2 separate regions of the Homo sapiens genome follow, and region 1 is linked to region 2. Evidence: read pairs that join two places in POLR2A ChIA-PET (ENCODE). Cell type or tissue: PC-9. All regions are shown on one strand. Each heading gives the region's core, and the rest is flanking DNA. Links, peaks and the distances in the headings are about the cores only.

What was found. ChIA-PET counts read pairs that join two places held together with the same protein. Peaks named below come from ENCODE experiments on the same cell type or tissue, not always from the same donor. Only the 100,000 strongest peaks of a DNase experiment are listed, where the experiment ranks them.
Region 1: POLR2A ChIA-PET joins it to region 2 with 10 read pairs; 2 of 35 experiments call an interaction of 5 or more read pairs at or near these places.

What each region holds. Positions count from the first base shown.
Region 1 is chr2:69,775,537-69,785,121 of GRCh38, forward strand. It overlaps ANXA4 (annexin A4), which reads left to right. Exons shown (of 13, transcript NM_001153.5): 2 at 5,984-6,038. The coding sequence starts at 6,030. Among named protein-coding and RNA genes, the nearest start is that of SMANTIS, 19 kb to the right of the region's middle. In PC-9, for the core only: no CTCF peak of the experiment used is centred there; DNase peaks (open chromatin) are centred at 3,915 and 6,105; H3K27ac peaks cover 3,330 bases.
Region 2 is chr2:69,471,425-69,481,009 of GRCh38, forward strand. It overlaps AAK1 (AP2 associated kinase 1), which reads right to left. Exons shown (of 22, transcript NM_014911.5): 19 at 9,436-9,537; 20 at 7,527-7,637; 21 at 5,456-5,566; 22 at 1-4,539. The coding sequence ends at 4,445. Among named protein-coding and RNA genes, the nearest start is that of NFU1, 39 kb to the left of the region's middle. In PC-9, for the core only: no CTCF peak of the experiment used is centred there; no DNase peak of the experiment used is centred there.

The sequences.
Region 1 (9,585 bases), core at 646-8,645, 300 kb after region 2:
AGTTTGTTTTGGCTCATGCACAAGGGAGCCAGTGCTGAGAAAGGAAAAGAAACAGACTGCTATCGGAGGATAGTGTGTGGGTTAGTTTTATAGGGTCTTTCCATGGGAAAGGGTTACATCAGAGCATGTATAGGAGAGGCTTTTCTAGCACTCATGCTTCTTCATGCATCATATGCAACATTAGTATTTTAAATCTCCACCCCATGCATTTTTAGCCTTAAAATGAGGAAGGGTAACTGTAGGTTGGACTTTAAGTCTAGCTATGCATGCAGGGCTCCAGGGAAGTCCCCAGCCCCCTGAAATAGGAACTCGTGGTTAATAAGCTTCTTGGGTCTTTTGTTATTAATTGGCTGAGAGTTAGATAAGTTAAAGCTTGAGTGAATGGCTTCTATCATTTTCTTCCAGGCCATTTTATTTATTTTTATTTTATTTATTTATTTATTTATTTATTTATTGAGACAGAGTCTCACTCTGTTGCCCAGGCTGGAGTGCAGTGGTGCAATCTTGGTTCACTGCAGCCTCCACTTCTGGGGGTTCACATGATTCTCCTGCCTCAGCCTCCTGAGTAGCTGGGATTACAGGCACTCACCACCATGCCCAGCTTAATTTTTATATTTTTATTAGAGATAGGGTTTCACCATGTTGGCCAGGCTGATCTCAAACTCCTGACCTCAGGTGATCTACCCACCTCAGCCTCCCAAAGTGCTGGAATTACAGGCGTGAGCCACCATGCCTGGCCCAGACCATTTAAAAATAGGGAACCCACCAGCCTGCCTATCTCATGACCATGTGGCCACCCAGGAATCAAAGTTTCTCATCCCCAACCCTTTTGTTCTTTCTCTTCCCAAACCACATATTTCTGCAAGCCAGGGCCATTCTAGCAAATCCCACTTCTGACACCAATTGTATAGGAAAACAAACTATTTTTCCTTATACTTTAACACTTTTTCACTTCTAGCACCAGATGTGATGGGTGAGGGGGTGGGGTGGGGGTTCCCACATCAAGCATCAAGCAGTTCTTCAGTTCTCTTTGGACACCAACTGGGTGTGCCACAATTTAACTAAATTCTGACACTATCAAGTTAGCACAGACCCCACTGGTTAAGGCAGGGGTGTCCAATCTTTCGGCTTCCCTGGGCCACATTGGAAGAAGAATAATTGTCTTGGACCACACATAAAATACACTAACACTAACAATAGCTCATGAGAAAAAAAAATTGCAAAAAATCTCATAATGTTTTAATAAAGTTTATGAATTTGTGTTGAGCCAGATTCAAAGCTGTCCTGGGCCACATGTGGCCCACGAGCCACAGGTTGGACAAGCTTGGGTTAAGGGATCAGTCCCACAGTCCTCCACCACTTCAGATGCCAGTGTCAAGTCCAGCTTGTCACCTGTGCTTCTGATGGAATGGCTAGAAATCAGAGGTTCCCATGACCCCCTGTTGACTTTCATCATTTGCTAGAATGGCTCACAGGACTCAGGAAAACAGTTTACTTACTGGATTATCAGTTTATGATAAAGAGCTACAGATCAGGAACAGCCAAATGGAAGAATGCATAGGGTGGGGCACGTGGGGAGGGGCTCACAGCTTCCACGGCCTCTCCAGGCGCACGTCTTCCCAGCACCTCCATATGTTCACTAACCTGGAAGCTCTTCAACCCCTCCACTCCCTATTTCCCACTGTCCTTTGGGTTTTTATGGAGTCTTTGTTACATAGGCATGATTGATCCAATCATTGGCCATTGGTGATGAAATCAATCTCCAGCCCTTCTCTCCTCCCCTGAGGTGAGAGGTTGGGCTGAAAATTCCAACTCTTTAATCACAGAGTTTGTTTACCAGGGCAACCAGCCCCCCATCCTATAGTTATCTGGGGGCTTTCCAGACGTCCCCTCATTAACATGAACTCAGGTGCGGTTAACCGGGCTTGTTATGAATAACAAAAGATGCTCCTTTCACCCTTATTGTTCTTATCGCTTACAAAATTCCAAGGGATTTAGGAGTTATGTACCAGGAACAGGAGGAGAACAGGTGTATATCCCTTACTCTAAGTCACAATATTATATGGCCTGACTGCATCTTCATCTCATGCCACTCTTGCCCTTGTTCACAATGCTTTTGTCCATCCTTCAAACACAGTAAGCCAATTTCTGCTGCAGGGCCTTTGCACTGACTGCTCCAGCTACCTGAAAGAGTTCTCCTTCAGAATTTTGAACGGCTAGCCCCTTCCCTTCATTCAGGTCTTAGTTCAGATGTCAACTCAGAGATGCCTTCCGGATCGCCCTGCCCAGGCCAGCTTCTTCCTGGTAACCTGATCCTGTCATCCTCCATGTCAGGGGTCAGCAAATGTTTTCTGTGAAGGGCCAGATAATAAATATTCTTAGCTTCCTGGGCCACATGGTCTCTGTCACAACTACTCATTTCTGCTGTTGTAGCTTGAAAGTAGCCACAGACAAAATATAAACAAACACGTGTGACTGTTCCAATAAGTCTTCGAAGTTTGAATTTTGTACAATTTTCACATGTAATAAAATATCCCTTATTTGATTTTCTGGTCAATTATTTAAAAATATAAAGACATTCTTGGCTTGTAGGTTGTACAAAAGCAGGATTTCACCCATGAGCTACTGTGGTTTGCCGACCCTTGCTCTGTGCTATCATCCTGTTATATTTTCATCATCTCGCCGAAATCAGAAATTATCTTATTTATTCGTTCTAAAATTTGTTGTTGGTGGCAAAGAGGTTGAATAGAAGTTATAAGTAAGAGTTAAAAATATATTTTAAAATTGTCAAAGGGTTTTAGCAGCCTATGCTGGGCCTGTTAATATCAGAACTAATTAGAGTTAGCCAAGTTACAATGCATCTCTACAGTGGATATCAATACTGTCACCAAGTCAACTGTCTCTGGAGTCAGAAAAGGCCTGGTTGATGTATATCTGGCATTTAGAAAGTAAAGTTGGGCTGGGCGCGGTGGTTCACGCCTGTAATCCCAACACTTTGGGAGGCCGAGGCGGGCAGATCACCTGACGTCGGGAGTTCGAGACCAGCCTGACCAACATGGAGAAACCCTGTCTCTACTAAAAATACAAAATTAGCCAGGCATGGCGGCACATGCTTGTAATCCCAGCTACTCGGGAGGCTGAGGCAGGCGAATCACTTGAACCCGGGAGGCGGAGGTTGCAGTGAGCCAAGATCGTGCCATTGCACTCCAGCCTGGGCAACGAGAGTGAAACTCTGTCTCAAAAAAAAAAAAAAAAAAAAAAAAAAAAGAGAAATCAGAGGGCCAGGTGTGATGGCTCATGCCTGTAGTCCCAGCACTTTGGGAGGCTGAGGTGGGCAGATCACTTGAGGTCAGAAGTTCAAGACCAGCCTGGCCAATATGGTGAAATCCTGTCTGTACTAAAAATACAAAAATTAGCCGGGTATGGTGATACATGCCTGTAATCCATCTGTAATCCATCTACCAGGGAGGCTGAGACAGAAGACTCGCTTGAACCTGGGAGGCAGAGGTTGCAGTGAGCCAAGATTGCACCGCTGCACTCTAGCCTGGGCAACAGAGCAACACTCTGCCTCAAAAAAAAAAAAAAAAAAAAAAAAAAGGAAAGAGAAGTCAGAATGAATCCTTTTTTTTTTAATGAAATAAGGGGAGCCAAGTAATGATTTATATTGTGGAAAGAGCTTGAAAATTATGTTTGTAAAAGCTATTTGTCAAAAGATAAAGATGTCTAGTTATGTAAAAAATAAAATAAAATAAATAAATGTGTCGTCTATCTCTCCTGGTAGACTATAAATGCCTTGACAGCAGGTTCATTGTCTTATCCACTGCATTATCTCTATCAGTGCCTGGAGAGGTGCTGTGAGAGGTCATGTAGGAACATTTGGTGATTGAATGAGTAAATCTACACAGTCCATGAGTCACTACTTCTGATAAAGTCTTCCTTCCAGACATCCCCCATATATCATATTCCAGTGCCACACCCTGCCCAAGCTTTTGCCTCTACCCATCTGTTCCTGTAGCTGTCTCTCAAGCCTTCTTAACTCCTTCTCTCTCACTCCAGTCTCTCTCTTTCCAGTTTACCCTATAGTAAAGTACAGTACCTTGTTAAAGCTTTTCTTTTATTATGGCATTTGTCTGCAAATAACAAAAAACTTTCCACAGTATTCCCATGACCTATGGTATTCTGTAGCCAGACTCCTCAGCCGGCCGTGCAAGGCCCATACCATTCAGTTCACTTTGGCTTTTCCAACCTTGTTTCTGAGCCTTCCCTGGAATGAGCCCTCTGCTGTCACTCCCGCATTTCCTCATTATTCCTGAAACTGCAGCTCATTCCCACCTCTGTACCTTTGCTCAGGGTGTGTCCCAGGACTAGTTGGTTCTCCCCTTAGTTGAACCCCCAGGTAATAGGGGGTAAGTCGGCAATGAATGATGGGAAACAGGAAGAATGAAACTGGAAGGTAAAAAGCAAATGTGATCAAACAAGGCCTAAATGGTAATCAGGTGGGTTAAGAAGGACTTAGTTATCATCAAAAGGCACACTGCTTGGTCAGATTATCTAGACCAGTGCTTTTCAAACTACTGTGCAGGCAAATGTTTGGGGAATCTTGTAAAAATGCAGATTCTGGGAGTAGGTGTGGGGTAGGGACCTGAGATTCTGCTTTTTTTCTATCTCTCTCTTTTGAGACAGTGTCTCACTCTGTCACCCAGACTGGAGTGCAGTGGCATGATCTTGGCTCGCTGCAACCTCCACCTCCCAGGCTCAAGTGATTCTCCTGCCTCAGCCTCCCAAGTATCTGGAATTACAGGCGTGTGCCACTACCCCCCAGCTAATTTTTATATTTTTAGTAGAGATGGGGTTTCACCATGTGGGCCAGGCTGGTCTCAAACTCCTGACCTCAAATGATCCACCTGCCTCAGCCTCCTAAAGTGCTGGGATTACAGGCGTGAGCCACCACGCCCAGCCAGGTTCTGCATTTTTAACAAGTTCCCAGGAATGCATGTACTCCTGGTTCTAGGATGACTCTTTGAGTATCAAGGATCTAACTAAACTCTGAGAAGAGGAGCCTTATCCAGGTGGTTCGCACCTGTAGTCCCAGTGACTCGGGAGGCTGAGGCAGGAGGATCGCTTGAGTCCAGGAGTTCGAGGCTGCAGAGGGCTATGATTGCACCACTGCACTCCAGCCTGGACAATGGAGGGAGACCCTGACTCAAAAAAACAAGAAAAGAGAAGGTGCCTTGTTTATATGACTTAGATATGGGAATAGGAGGTGGTGGGCTGCCATTAGGGGACTGTTTATGTGTCATGAGAACTCCACAAGAGTCCTAGACTACAGTGAAGACATTTCTTGCATTCTGAACAACTGAAAAAAATGTGTGATGATGATGAAAGAGGGGGTGCTGAAAACCGAGGACAAAGTTGAGTGTATAAGCCTGCAGCTTAAAGGGAAGAAAATCTTTAATCCTAGAATGGTGGCGGTGAAAATCGCCACTGGGAAACGAAAAGATTCTAATGTTGGTTGGGCTGCCGGCCTGTCATTACACACACACAAACACACTCACACAGATGCACACACAGAGGGGAGGCTGGTATGCTGTACTTTCCTCTGATGCAGTTGGATTATCTCTTTTCTCAAAGGGGGAACCTCTTCTGATCTGCTGTAACATTCAGTTCAGAATCTGTGTCCAGCTTGAGTACAAGTATTGGTACTTAACCTAACAAAACAATAGGAATCCTTTCTGTAGTGTGTATCTCCAAACAGAAGAACAGGTGGGAAAATATTTTACCAGTGTGATAAAGTTGACTTTTTTTAACAGTTTCTCTAATTAGCCCATTCCTTGTATCTTTGGCTAATCAGTAACTGGCCTTTTGATTAAGTTGGGTGTCATTTCCTCATGGCTTAGCTTCATGCAAACTGCAAGTTATCCTGATTAATGATTTTAATGCCATTTCCTTCATCACAGTAATTTCCCCTCTGCTTTTATCACAGAAGAACTTCTGCTTGGGTGGCTGAACTCTGATCTTGACCTAGAGTCATGGCCATGGTAAGTTGTGAAATACCTCAACCCTATCTGGTGCCAGCTGCCAACAGGTACAGAATGTGGGCTCAGCAACTGTTAGCTTAAACAAAGCATTGTTTACTCAACAGAGGGGAAGGAGGAGGACATGAAAAGGCAGGTCTATTTCTAAACATCATTTAAATTTCTTTTAGGGGTGGTAAGCAACTTGACCTTGAAAACTGATTCAAAGAGAGAATTCTTTGAATTCTTTTAACATCCTGAGAATATAGAAACAAGTTGTAATTTTCTGTCTGCAGAAGCGCTACATGTTTATTTTAGAACATTTAAAAAGGAAAAACTAAAAATTCTTTAGGTTCTACCACCTGAAGAGGACTGCTATCGATACTCTGAGGTAGCCACATCATTTCAGGCTCATCAAGAGGGGTGTTTCTTAACAATATGGGTGTGTTGGCTGCCTCCTGCTTTAGACAGTAATCAGACACCTTGGACCTTGGTTATTTGCTCTTTGGAACAAGCATCGAATTGAATCCCTTTGAGAGTTCTGTAAAGTTCAGCTCTGAGGTGGAAGCTGAGCCTCTTAGCTGAAAACATGGCTGTACCTAAGGCTGGACATCTGCTCTCCTTCTCTTGCCCAAATACGGTTTCTGAATAGACAAGTAATTCTGATCCGTGGTCTTCTGGAGGAAGCAATAATAGAAGTAGAAATCTTATACCTAGAGAGGAACTGGAGAGCCTGACAGCTTGAGATGCCTTCCTTTAGGAAGATGGGTGTGTAAAGTAAACTATCCTGAACAAAGAGTAATATACTCTTAATTTCTTTTGCATTAGATATTCCAGAATTTTCTTCATGATCTCTGACAGTCAAAGGCTTATTCATGTGTGCCCCAAATCTCTCATGCTTTAGTTTAAAATCATTTTCTTGCTGATTGATTCTCCCTGGCCATGGAGAATTTTTTTAAAAATATTTACGTATTTTTATTTTTTATAGAGATGAGGGGCTCGCTATGTTGCCCAAGCTGGTCTCAAACTCCTGGCCTCAAGCGATCCTCCCACCTTGGCCTCCCAAAGTTCTGGGATTACAGGCATGAGCCACTGTGCCTAGCCAACGTGGAGAATATTTATTCAGAAATGCTTATGGTGCCCCTACTTTGTGGCAGATGTGGGACTAGGACTCAGAATTAATGAGATGCTCTTCCTGTCTTCAGCAGGCTCACAGCTTTCCTACAAATGAAGACTGTAATCAAGTGGCCCTTTGTGTGCTTTCCACTCGGAGAAAATTACCTCAGTTGCTCTCATCTTTCCTCCTAAAACCTGTTTTTCTATCATGACTATTATTTATTGACAGATAAAGGACATTTTAAAAAGAAAATCACACTATACAGTCGCAACATTGGAAACACCAACTATTTGCCATTTTTTAATTTTAGACCTTACTCATATGTATAATGATTTTTAAATAAGAGTAATAAGAGCATAAATAATAGTTTTGTAGCTTTCCTTGTACCCCACTTAGTATAGGAAAATAGGAAACAAGTTATTCACTCTGATCTTATGCTTTATCTCTTCTCTATGCTAATGAGATAATGTAATGTTTATATTACATTTCATATCATTAAAATTATTTACTCTAGTGGTTATGAGTGTTTTAATTTTCTTCTTAATTTATTTTTATTTTTATTTTTTTTGAGACAGAGTCTCAATCTGTTGCCCAGGCTGGAGAGCAGTGGCGCGATCTTGGCTCACTACCACCTCCGTCGTAGGTTTAAGCGGTTCCCCTGCCTCAGCCTCCTGAGTAGCTGGGATTACAGGCGCTCGCCACCACGCCTGACTAATTTTTTGTATTTTTGGTAGAGACAGGGTTTCACTGTGTTGGCCAGGCTGGTCTCGAACTCCTGACCTCATGATCTGCCCGCCTCGGCCTCCCAAAGTGCTGGGATTACGGGCGTGAGCCACCGCGCCCAGCTTTCTTCTTAATTTTTAAAAAATTTTCCAAATTCTCTATAATATTTTTTAAATCATTGTATTCAAGATTTTAAAACATGTTTTATGGAGGTATAATTGGCATATAGTGAAATGCACATCCTTTAAGGTTACTGGTCGTTAAGTTTTGACAAATACATATATATACCCACATAACCTACTCTCATATCAAGGTAGGACATTTTATCATTCCTAGAAGCTCCTCCATGCCCGTTTCATATTAACTCCCCTTCCCACCCTCCACTCCACACAAGAAATGCAACTGCTGTTCTGAGTGTTATCATAAGTTAGTTTTGCCTGTTCTAGAACATCCTATATATTGAATCATAGAGTAGGTACTCTTTTGTGTCTGACTTCTTTTTCTGGGCATTATATTCTTTTGCAATTCATCCGTATTGTTGCATCAGTAGTTTTGTTCCTCCATTCCTTTTTATTGTTCATTAGTATTCCATTGTATTGTACTCTGATCTTTTTGGCATGTATCTTCTTCATTATTAATGTAATAACAATATTTCATCAATTGTGATATGGCACCTATTTCTATCTATTCATTTTTGTCATTCCTTCCTATATCCTCTCTGTTTCCTTTGCCTGCTATCACAATGGGCCCTCTTGGGACAGAATTCCCTGTCTTCCCAGAATGGATAATGGCCTATTATACTCTGAAATTCAATCAATATGGATATTTATCATGCTAACAGGGAACACATTTCTTGATCTCTTTCTTGGAGAAAAAGAGTCATTAAGAATGCTAACTGATAAACGGAACCACCCTTGCCAATTCCTCTATCGATTCACCTTGTTATATATTAATCCTAATCCATAGTAGTGTCCCACAGCAACGCAGTTTGCTTAAAAGTTGAATGCAGTGTTTGAGTGCCATCCAAAAATTTTTCAATACGGAATTTCCAAAAGAACCTTGTGAAACATTCAACTCAGAAAGCTGTCTCATGCTGGGGCCAACAGCCATGTTGGAATTCTGACAGCAAGTCACCAATTTGCGTATTACTACTGATATATAATAGAAGAAAAGAAGTAAAGTGCCTCTGTTAGTTTCTTGAGGCTGCCAAAATAAAGTATTTGCAAAAGTAATTGCACCAACCTAATAGCACAAACTGGATGGCTTAGAATAGTAGAAATGTATTGCCTCACAGTTCTGGAGGCCAGAAATCCAAAGCAAGGTGTCAGCAGAGCCATGCTCCCTTTGACACCTGTGCAGAAGCCTTCTGGGCCTCTTCCTAGCTTCTGGGGGTTTGCTGGCAATCCTAGCTATTCCTTGGCTTGCTGCTGCATAACTTCCATCTCTGCCTTTGTCATACGGTGCTCACCCCTTGTATGTCTCTGTCTTCTCATATCCACATCTTCTTATAAGGACACCAGTCGTATTGGATTAGGGGCCCACCCTACACCAGTATCACCTCATCTTAACTGATTAATCTGCAGTGGCCCTATTTCCAAATAAGGTCACATTCTGAGGTGCTGGAGGTTAGGACTTCAACATGTCTTTTTTGAGGGGGGAGATACAATTCATCCAATAACGGGGCCCAAGGAAGTCGATGTCATACATGTCTACCTTCCTCTGTCAGACATA
Region 2 (9,585 bases), core at 745-8,744:
GTGTTGATAAAATTATAGCCTTTAGAGAGGAATAAAGATAGCTTTGCAGTATCTGGAGTGTTTCAGGAAAGCTTCCATTCTAAATATTCATGTGATAGTTTTTCTGTTCTGCCAGGCAGCCTCTAATTTGCTTAACCCGGCACACTGGGCAATCCTGTCATTTTCATCCCAAAGCTCAAAGTTAGTGGCTATGGGAGCCTGATAATCTTGCAGACAGAGAAGGTTAAGGACTCTGGGAAATCACAGAAAAACCTTATCAAGAGAGACTTTATTTTGGCCCAAGGTATCTATAGCATGTATTTATTTAGCTGAGTGCAGATCCCTCCACATCATAGGCTGTCAGCCCCAAAGATCCCTTCATTCCCACAGCACTGCTGAAGGCAGAACTGTTCCTAACCTGGGGAAGGTTATATTGGTTGATCAATTATCTGTCAGGAGAGTAGGAAATAAGTAATCAAAACAACCAAAAGTATTAATAATAAAACAAATATTACATCTTGAGAAAGTAGTTCGTTTCTTGGGTTTGTTTTTCCACAAGTATTAGCAATCCAAGTTGTGTAATTCTAATTCAGGAAGAGCGAAGTCCAATATCAAATAACACTGAACAAAGTGACAACTTCTTTCAGAGGTGTTTTAATACCCATATCTTTCAATGTTTTAAACCATTCTAAAGACTAAGGAATCACAGAAGTTTCCTTATTCAGAAAATTACAGAAATTAAGTCTTAATCATGTTCACTTTCTATTATAAGGTCCTCTCTGAGAATTTTTTGTGGATTATCCTTTTTACTGTCTTCAACAGTAACCACTCTTCATCTTACAGGGTTGAATTTGCTTTCTGGAAATGGCTAAATGTTACTCAGAACCAAGAGTAGTAGAAAAAGTAGACAAAGAAAGAATATACTTCCAGGTGCTTTCTCAAAGTGATACTAATTAAATAATATAGCTGATTTTCTTATACCTTATTACCTTCCTTGATATTATTTCTAAGGAGAGGAGTTTCAAAAATAACTTTAAGGATGGCAGCATCATTAGAATAAGTATTAACTTCTTAAGTAAAACTAGATGACATTGAGGGGAACAACACTTAATTAGATGTCAAAATTCTGATATGTCTGCTAAAGAAATCATTAATTATAATAATTATAATCATACTTAGAAGTGTCCACTTAAGCCTTATCTCCTCTGAGGTATGTATTTTTGAAAACATTGGGACTCATTTGAATGTTGTAAAGGGAAAAATCAATTTGTCATGTTTTCTGCTATAGTTACTCCTCTTACATAGCTGGAATAAAAGCAAATCAGAAACATATGCTTATAGTATTTGCCCGTTTTAAACTGGTAGATGCCTGATTATACATTTAAAAAGAAATCTTCTGATACCATTTTATTAGAATAGGTAGGTGTGTGTCCACGCATGTGTTTCTGTAATACTTAAAAAGGAAAATCTCTAAGATTATGATTTAGGCTTCTATTCAGATAATCAAGAAAGAGCAAGTTAGTAAAAGCCCATTATAATTCTTTAAAATGTAAACACTGCTACCGTAATAGCAGGAACTACAGAAGATAACTGAAGAACATCAGGATTATATAAATCCTTCATAGCCCTTCTCAATATAATAATATATACTTAGGACCCTATACTTCTATAATCTTAAAGACCATCTAGTCCAAACCCATCGTATAACTCTAAGGAACAGCAACTCTGAGAGGTGAAGTGCCTGCTGAAGGTCACTCAGCCAGTGGCTGGCAAGGGCCAGGATGAGATCCCAGGTGGCCTGTCCTGCCCAGGCCTCTTCTCCCCCGACCCTGTTCAATCCAGCTCAGGTCCCACACCTGTAAAATGAAGAGGATGGTGGACTAGAGGATGGTCTCAAAGGTCCCTTTGTAGCTCAGGCTATGATTCCACAGGTACCAGGACACTATGCTCAACTCAAATAAACTCTTTCAGCTCAGGGATGATGCTCTAAACCAAGGAAGGCTCCGTTTACCAAAGCACTCATATGTGTTCCTTAACAGAAAAATAGTTCTCCCCTTTGAGGAGGCCTTACTCTAAATAAGCCCAAGACAATTTCTTGTCATTATCTCCCTTAGGCTTCTACTGCCGTCTCTGGCTTCTAGTCTGCTCATTTTCATTAACTGCCTCCATTAAGCTTTACTGAGCCAAATGACTAGATAATATATTTCAATGTAATTATGGGTAATATATGAAAAGAACAATTTAGAGATACCTAATTTCTAAACTGTACTCTTCATAGTTTCAATTAAATTGAGAAACTAGATATTTCATTATATTTCTAACATGTATATACGAAAAAAATCAAATATGAAAACATAGAACTCAAACATTATTCTTATTTAAAAATAAACATTTCCTTCATTAATTTATACATTCTTTCTATGTCCAGGAAAGAGAATACAATTCTGACCTGCAGCAATTTTCCTGTCCATAAAGGGGTAAACCAAGTCCTATTTTCACTGCTATCCAACCACAGAGAGCCCTTCGTGGATATCTTTTGCTTTTTAATCCTCGGCAGGAAGCTTGTGCCTCTCTCAGTTTTGGAAATGGTCTGTTATTCAACTAGAGGCCTTTACCTAGCTCATCTTGTTTCAGCCAGCACGGGAAGTATTTAAAGACAGAAGGAAGGCTGGAAGATTCAGACTTTTCCTCCAATGCCTTTCAAAGGCTACTCGCACATTCCTAGGGTCAAACCTTGCCCTCCAGAATGCAGTGTTTTATAGGCTGTTGTTGCTGTTAAACTTTTTTCCCCCATAAAGTGCAAATGTGAGGAAGAAGAAACAAAAGTACTAGATAGCAAAACAAGCAAATGGACTTGGAATTTTATTTGTACAGATCTGATTAACTAAGAGTTTCCCTTTTGATGATGGACAATGGCACTAGAGGAAAAGAACAGGAGTGGGGTTCTCTGTGCCCACTTCTTTTCAAAAGGGTGATTTTATAAAAGTGCTTTCCACATAAGGAAATAAAATACACTTTAATGAGTAAGTACATATAGAGAGGGTGACCATGAGGCATGTTGTCATGTTAGTGCAGGGGCCTTTATTTATTTTATGAACAATATCCTAAAGTTAATAAAGAACTATGCTTTATTATTTTTTTTTAATCTAGGAAGCCAAGGAAAACCAGCTGAACATATTCCATTGGCTGCAGCCTTCAATTTAAACATCAGAAAGAAAGGTAAGCTGGGCACACCCAGATTGTGTCCAGCTTGTCAGCACACTTATTTCTGATTATCTGAAAATAAACAACATGCTTATTCTAGAGACAGAGGACCTGCTGAAAGCTTATAGCACACAAGTCTATTCAAAATGATTCCATATGTTACACTGTAGGATTGTTGTGTAGTTATACAAGGGAAAGAAATCAAAACCCTGTACAGACACCTGATATCAGACTTGAAATGCCAAGTGGAAACAGAACTATTCAGCATCTTCATTTATACACAATTTACAATATTTGATTCAAAATAAAAATCACAAGAAAAATACATCTGTTTCTGCTACAATTCCTTCCCCTCCCCATCCTCCCCCCACCCCCGCCCCAGTGAAAAGTCTTCTAATAAAAGGTATCATATTACCACCGTCTTGTTTTGGTCTAATTCTGAGATCCCACTTGGAACAGTTAACATGAAAAGGAATGGCAATACTTGGGATTTATATAACGTACACATTGTATCCAAGGATCTCAAATACTTGCAGTCACGTCTCCAGATCTGAGAAATCACGGTTCAATGGAAGCCAGAAAGCTGGACGAATGCTGGGCAGGTTGCATGGGGTGTAAAATCCCTTGGCTAAGTCTATGATCAAACAAGGTCAAAGTTGGTTGGCTAGAGCTGGGCTCAATTTCTCTTCTCAAATATATACTACCAGTCAGTAAGTTTTACCCTTTCTTAAACCACACACCCATCTCCAGGCTACTGCCTAGAGTTAAGACCAACTGAAGTAGCCATGTCCTCATGATAATGCATCAGGATAAAAAGCAAAAACAGGGAAATACATTCATCAGCATCTGGCCAAAGGAGACGGGGGTTGGGAGAATTGATCTGGGAGGCCATTCCTAGCAAGAACGAGACAAAAGTGTCAATTCACTAGTTTCAGTTACAGTTAAGCTTTTGGTGGAGTTGATTCCAGCAGAGGTGAAGCTCATGGCATCTAGTGCTTGATTTAAGATAATGCTATTGAAGAAGGGTAATGAGAAAACACAGCAAACTAACAAGGAGGAACTGGCCAAGGAATATCTGGAGGGCCAAAGTGATTTTCTTTCCTTATCATTTCTACAGGAGAAGGCAAGGGGTAGGAGAAAAGGGCTGGAGGGCCCCTTATTTGCAGATTTTTTTAAAAAAATCATTTTTTTCATAACTCCGTAATGAAAATGTATTTTACGGTATGAAGGTTACAGAACTGCATCTGCTACTGGGTCACGGCTACAGGTCTATGAGCTGATCCACCAGCAGTAAAGACCTGGCTAGGTTGGGAAGACTGGACTCAGAGCTCCCACTGCTGTTTCTAGAGTGCCCACCTGGAAGTGGAGAGATAGGAATTCAGTACAAAACATAGAGGGTTAAGGTTTAGATGTGCAGAGCAAGCAAAGAAGAAAAACCAAACCAAAACCAAAACCAAAACAAAAAAAAACCAAAAAAACCAAACCCTAGAGAAGCAATATTTTACATTTGCAAACCCTTACACGTTGATTTTGAAACATGTAAGTTAGCTGTCCACCACCTCCCACCAAAAGCTCAGGCACTCTGTGCACACCACAGTATAGGTAGGACATCTTGCAAAGAGGGCACTATTTTCAAATCAATACTTTTTTTGGTTGAGAATTGCTGGCTATATACCAACTTCCTGATAATATCAAGCCATCTCCCTTTGATAAAGTAAAAATCAATAATTTTTGCTTTGGGGAGAAACTAGTTATTAAGATACTGCAATAAGAACATGCTTTAAAAAATAAATAGATGGTCCCATGGTAATTTAGTGTTTTATGGCATGTTCACATGATTTTCCTCCATCAAAGTTGAAAAAGGATGCTCCATTAATGTCAAAAAGATGTGAATGATACCAAAACACAGCTGTTAATCTCTTTGGGAAAAATATTTATTATGGATTATTCTAATCATGATAAAAAATGTGATGTGCTTTTGATATATACCTTCAGGTTTCCACTGACTAAAGATCATTTTGCTTTTGGCTTCATGGTAAAAACTAACTTTTGGCCAACTGTTAAAGACTTCTCTCTAAATAAACACCACGGTCAAACTTTAAAGATACCTATCTCTATCTATCTCTATTGGTCCAGCCTACAATGATTCTCATTACACCCAATGTCCTTCATTAAATGTTGATGCTTTTCTTCCCCCTTGCAGATTAGGTGCATGACTATTTTGAAGAGAACTGAGGCCAAGCTCTTCTCTTTTCCCCATCCTTTTTCTTACCTTGTGGGTTTTTGGTTATCAATACAGGAATAGGGTCAAACTCATCTTCAGCCACCTTGTCCGAGCCCTCAGGGACATCAAAACCTGAGATGAGATTACTATCTTCTGCAGCTTAATACAGAATGCAAGTACACAAGCAGAAACAACAGAGGCAGAGATTAGCAAATGAGAGAATGTGAAAGAGGCACAAAGATCTCAACTGTACAGCCCTGTTATTTTCAAAGGTGAAAGGATTTATCTTTCTGAGTTGAAATAAAAATAGCAAAACTGGAAAATACAGAGATATAGAAAAAAATGCTTTAGAGTTGGCCATGTTGACTTTTATAATGATTAGGGAAAAGGGTTCTTGGAAGAATTCTATTATTTATAAGACATTAATTATAATTATTGTGAGGTATCTCTTCATTGTCACTAATCCACAAAGGCATAGGAATAAGTCACTTGTCTTCACTGAGGGAACAGAGGCCAAACAATATTTGAAAAACTCAAAACCGGGGCTTGGGGGCAGGGCAGGGGAGGAGGAAGAGAATTGGTGGCTCTTTAAGAAGTAACCACTGTATATAATGCAAACAAAATACTGCTGGAAGGACTCACTGCACTGTGACTGGGAAAAAAAGACACTGAAACAACTCAGAAGCCTCAGGGAACGCTGAGGCACAAGATCACACGCACTGAGGCCTCAAGTAGAAGTTTGTTAGAATAGTCTTCTCCATTCTAATTAAAGCTACCCTAACAGCAAGCAAGTGCTGGCTGAGCACTTATTTTGCAAATGATGCTTCTCTGTAATTCTACATTGCTGCTGACATACTCCTGCCAGACATCACTGTCTAAATAGGTAACTTCCCTCTACATAATCTATAAAAACATAATCATTTTAATGTCATCACGGGTAAAAACAAAAACTCAGCTATTACCATTGCAAACCACAGAGGTGATTATTTTTAGTCATTCTGGGGAGGCTTCCTTCTTGAATTTTCTCCTGAAGGGACTTAAGCTCTTTCTTTTCTACACATTTTCTCTTTCCAGAAGACTACTTTCACTACCCAATCACAGAAAGTTCAGTAACAAAGTAAGCCAGGCATTGAGCCTGACACTGTCACAAACTGCTCATTGAATAGAATCTGATTCAAGCTACCTCTGTCCAGGATTTCAGACCACTATTAACCCAAGACTGAAAAATGAAAATAGTAGATTAGAAAGAGAAATCCAGTAACCAATCATGACTTGAAGGTGAACTAAAATTCAAAACTTCTACAAGTTCAACCTTGCAAGGACTGACTTTTGAGGAAAGATGCTTATTTCTTTATTGCAGTCATCACTATGCAATAACTTTGAATCAGATATGATAAAACCATTTTACATTCTAAGGCCAACAAGCATCATATGATCATTATAGGCAGGCAGTAGATAGTCACTTCAACCATCTACTTGAATTGACTGCAAAGGTATCTAGCTCTTAAAGGTAACATGGAATATCTGCATTCTATGTTCTTGCCAGAAAGCAATACTTTCACCAATCTGTTGTCTAGGGCTTTTTTCAGATTTAATTTTATTTATTTTTAGTACCTGTCTGCTATTTTTTTTGTTTTTTTAGACAGAGTCTTGCTCTGCTGCCCAGGCTGGAGTGCAGTGGTGCGATCATGGCTCACTGCAGCTTTGCCCTCCGGGCCTCAAGCAATCATCCCACCTCAGTCTCCCGAGAAGCTGGTACCACCGGTGCATGCTGCCATGGCTGGCTAATTAAAAAATTTTTTTGTAGAGACTGAGACTCCGTATGTTGTCCAGGCTGGTCTCAAATTCCTAGGCTCAAGTGATCCTCCCACCTCAGCCTCCCAAAGTGCTGGGATTGCAGGCCTGAGCTACCACAACTGGCCGGTCGTCTAAGTCTTAGTAAATATTCTCACTGAGAGGTATTATAACACAGTATCTAGGAGATACTCAAGTTTTCCATACAAGGAGGTAGTTTTAAAACTTCACTAGTAAAGACTTTTGATAAGAAAAACTTTCAAAAGTTGTTTAGTTCTTTCCCCTCTAAGGACACATGTGGGCCTGAGAAGAAGAAAGCATTTACCTTTATGGACTGGAGCAGAGATTGCTGTGGGGGCAAACTCTTCCAGAAGGTCAGTAGTAGGGTTAGAGAGCAGAGAGCAATCAAGCAGGGAATCTTCCCCGGTGAGAGAATCTGAGTCCAGATTAACAGCATCCCAGGTCAGTGATGGCATTAAGTGGCACACACAACAATATCATGAGATTAGATCTTAGCTTTTAAGTTACTGCATTTACACGTTACACATAAAAGCCAAAGCGGGAGAATAAAAACCAAAAGAAATGTGTGGAGCCTTCTGGATTTTCATCTGTATCATGAGATTAGATCTTAGCTTTTAAGTTACTGCATTTACACGTTACACATACAAGCCAAAGTGGGAGAATGAAAACCAAAAGAAATGTGTGGAGGCTTCTGGATTTTCATCTATAGAAACATGTCTTTCTAGATTCCTCTTAACATTAACATAGAAATAGAGGATAATTTTTTGCTCAGAGGTTGCTGGTTAAATAGGTCTGTGATTTGGATGCTGAGCTAACTTTAGCACCTCAGTTCTTAGTGAATGCCATTTGGGAGAAAAAACTTTACAATTAGAGTTTCACTTAAACTTTCCCTAAACACTCATAGAAGGAAGTTACTATAGGACAAAGTATCCAAACTGATTAGGAGAGGGTTGCCTCTGGCTTATTATTAGCAGAATGTGACAAGATTAAACAGTACCTTCTAGAACTCAACCAGGTTCCCACCCACAATGCCTCTAGCTAGTATTCTTTACATTGAAATTGGCCCTTTGAACATGATTTTGACTTCAGAAAACCAAGACAAAAACTCAGAGTTTAAGTTTCTTTTTGAGACGGAGTCTCGCTCCAGCTCCCAGGCTGGAGTGCAGTGGGACGACCTTGGCTCACCGCAACCTCTGCCTTCTGGGTTCAAGCGATTCTCCTGCCTCAGCCTCTTGAGTAGCTGGGATTACAGGCATGCGCTACCACAACCGGCTAATTTTGTATTTTTAGTGGAGACGGCGTTTCTCCATGTTGGTCAGGCTGGTCTCAAACTCCCGACCTCAGGTGATCCGCCCACTTCAGTCTCCCAAAGTGCTGGGATTACAGGTGTGAGCCAAGGCACCCAGCCTGAGTTTAAGCATTTTAACACAGGGATTGTTTTCTGAGAAGTTTTCTAGGAGAAAACATTCAAATGAGGATAAGGAAAATAAATCATAATGTCTTTGGAGGTAATTTTTTTTTCACCTGCATGAATTTATCCTCACATTTCCTAGGCTTCTAATTGTTTCTATCCAAGTTTGAAAACCAGATACTTTTATCAAGGGAATTATGGACAAAAAAAAAAAAAAAAGAAGAAGGTTACCAAATCTGTATTTGTGGGCAGTTAAGAAATTCTATTAAGACTGAATTTTGAAATTAGGGTACAAGTAATACTACATCTAGGGAAGACTTCAACTTTGCCTACAATTTTACAGCAAATTACCTATACAGGATTAAAGCACTGTGCTGGGAACGGAACATCAATATATAGAAGATGAGCTCCACGGACATCACTGGCATTGGCAGACTGGAAAGATGTACAGCAATCTGGAGGGTTAAGGGTATCCTTACAGCTCGGCAGAGTTCTTTAATTAAGGACATAGAGGGATCCCACCACCAGTGAAAAGAATTTTGAATAAAGAAATACTGTAACCAGAGAAAGCCCAGAGATCACTCCACAGAGAACATGGCTCCAAAAAGTACTCAGTTCTTTAGCAAGGAAATATATCACTCAACATCTAGAAGCCGGGGCTGTGACAATTCAGAGTGTCCATTTCAGGAGGAACTACCTGGGCTTCAAAATAAGCCCAGGAACGACTGAGCCAGGTGAAAAGACTGGCTCAGAGGTTCACCACACCGACCAGTCCCTGCAGCTGCAGAGACACCTGACTGACCTGTGCGATTCGAGGTCACAGATTCCGTCTGAGATGGGAGGCGCTGGGGAACTGGGGGCTCCAGTCCTGGTATGAGACTCTCAACAGCAACATCAGCTTTTTCTTTCGTAACAGAGCATTAAGAAGAGGAAAGGGTAAGGGAAAGGGAGT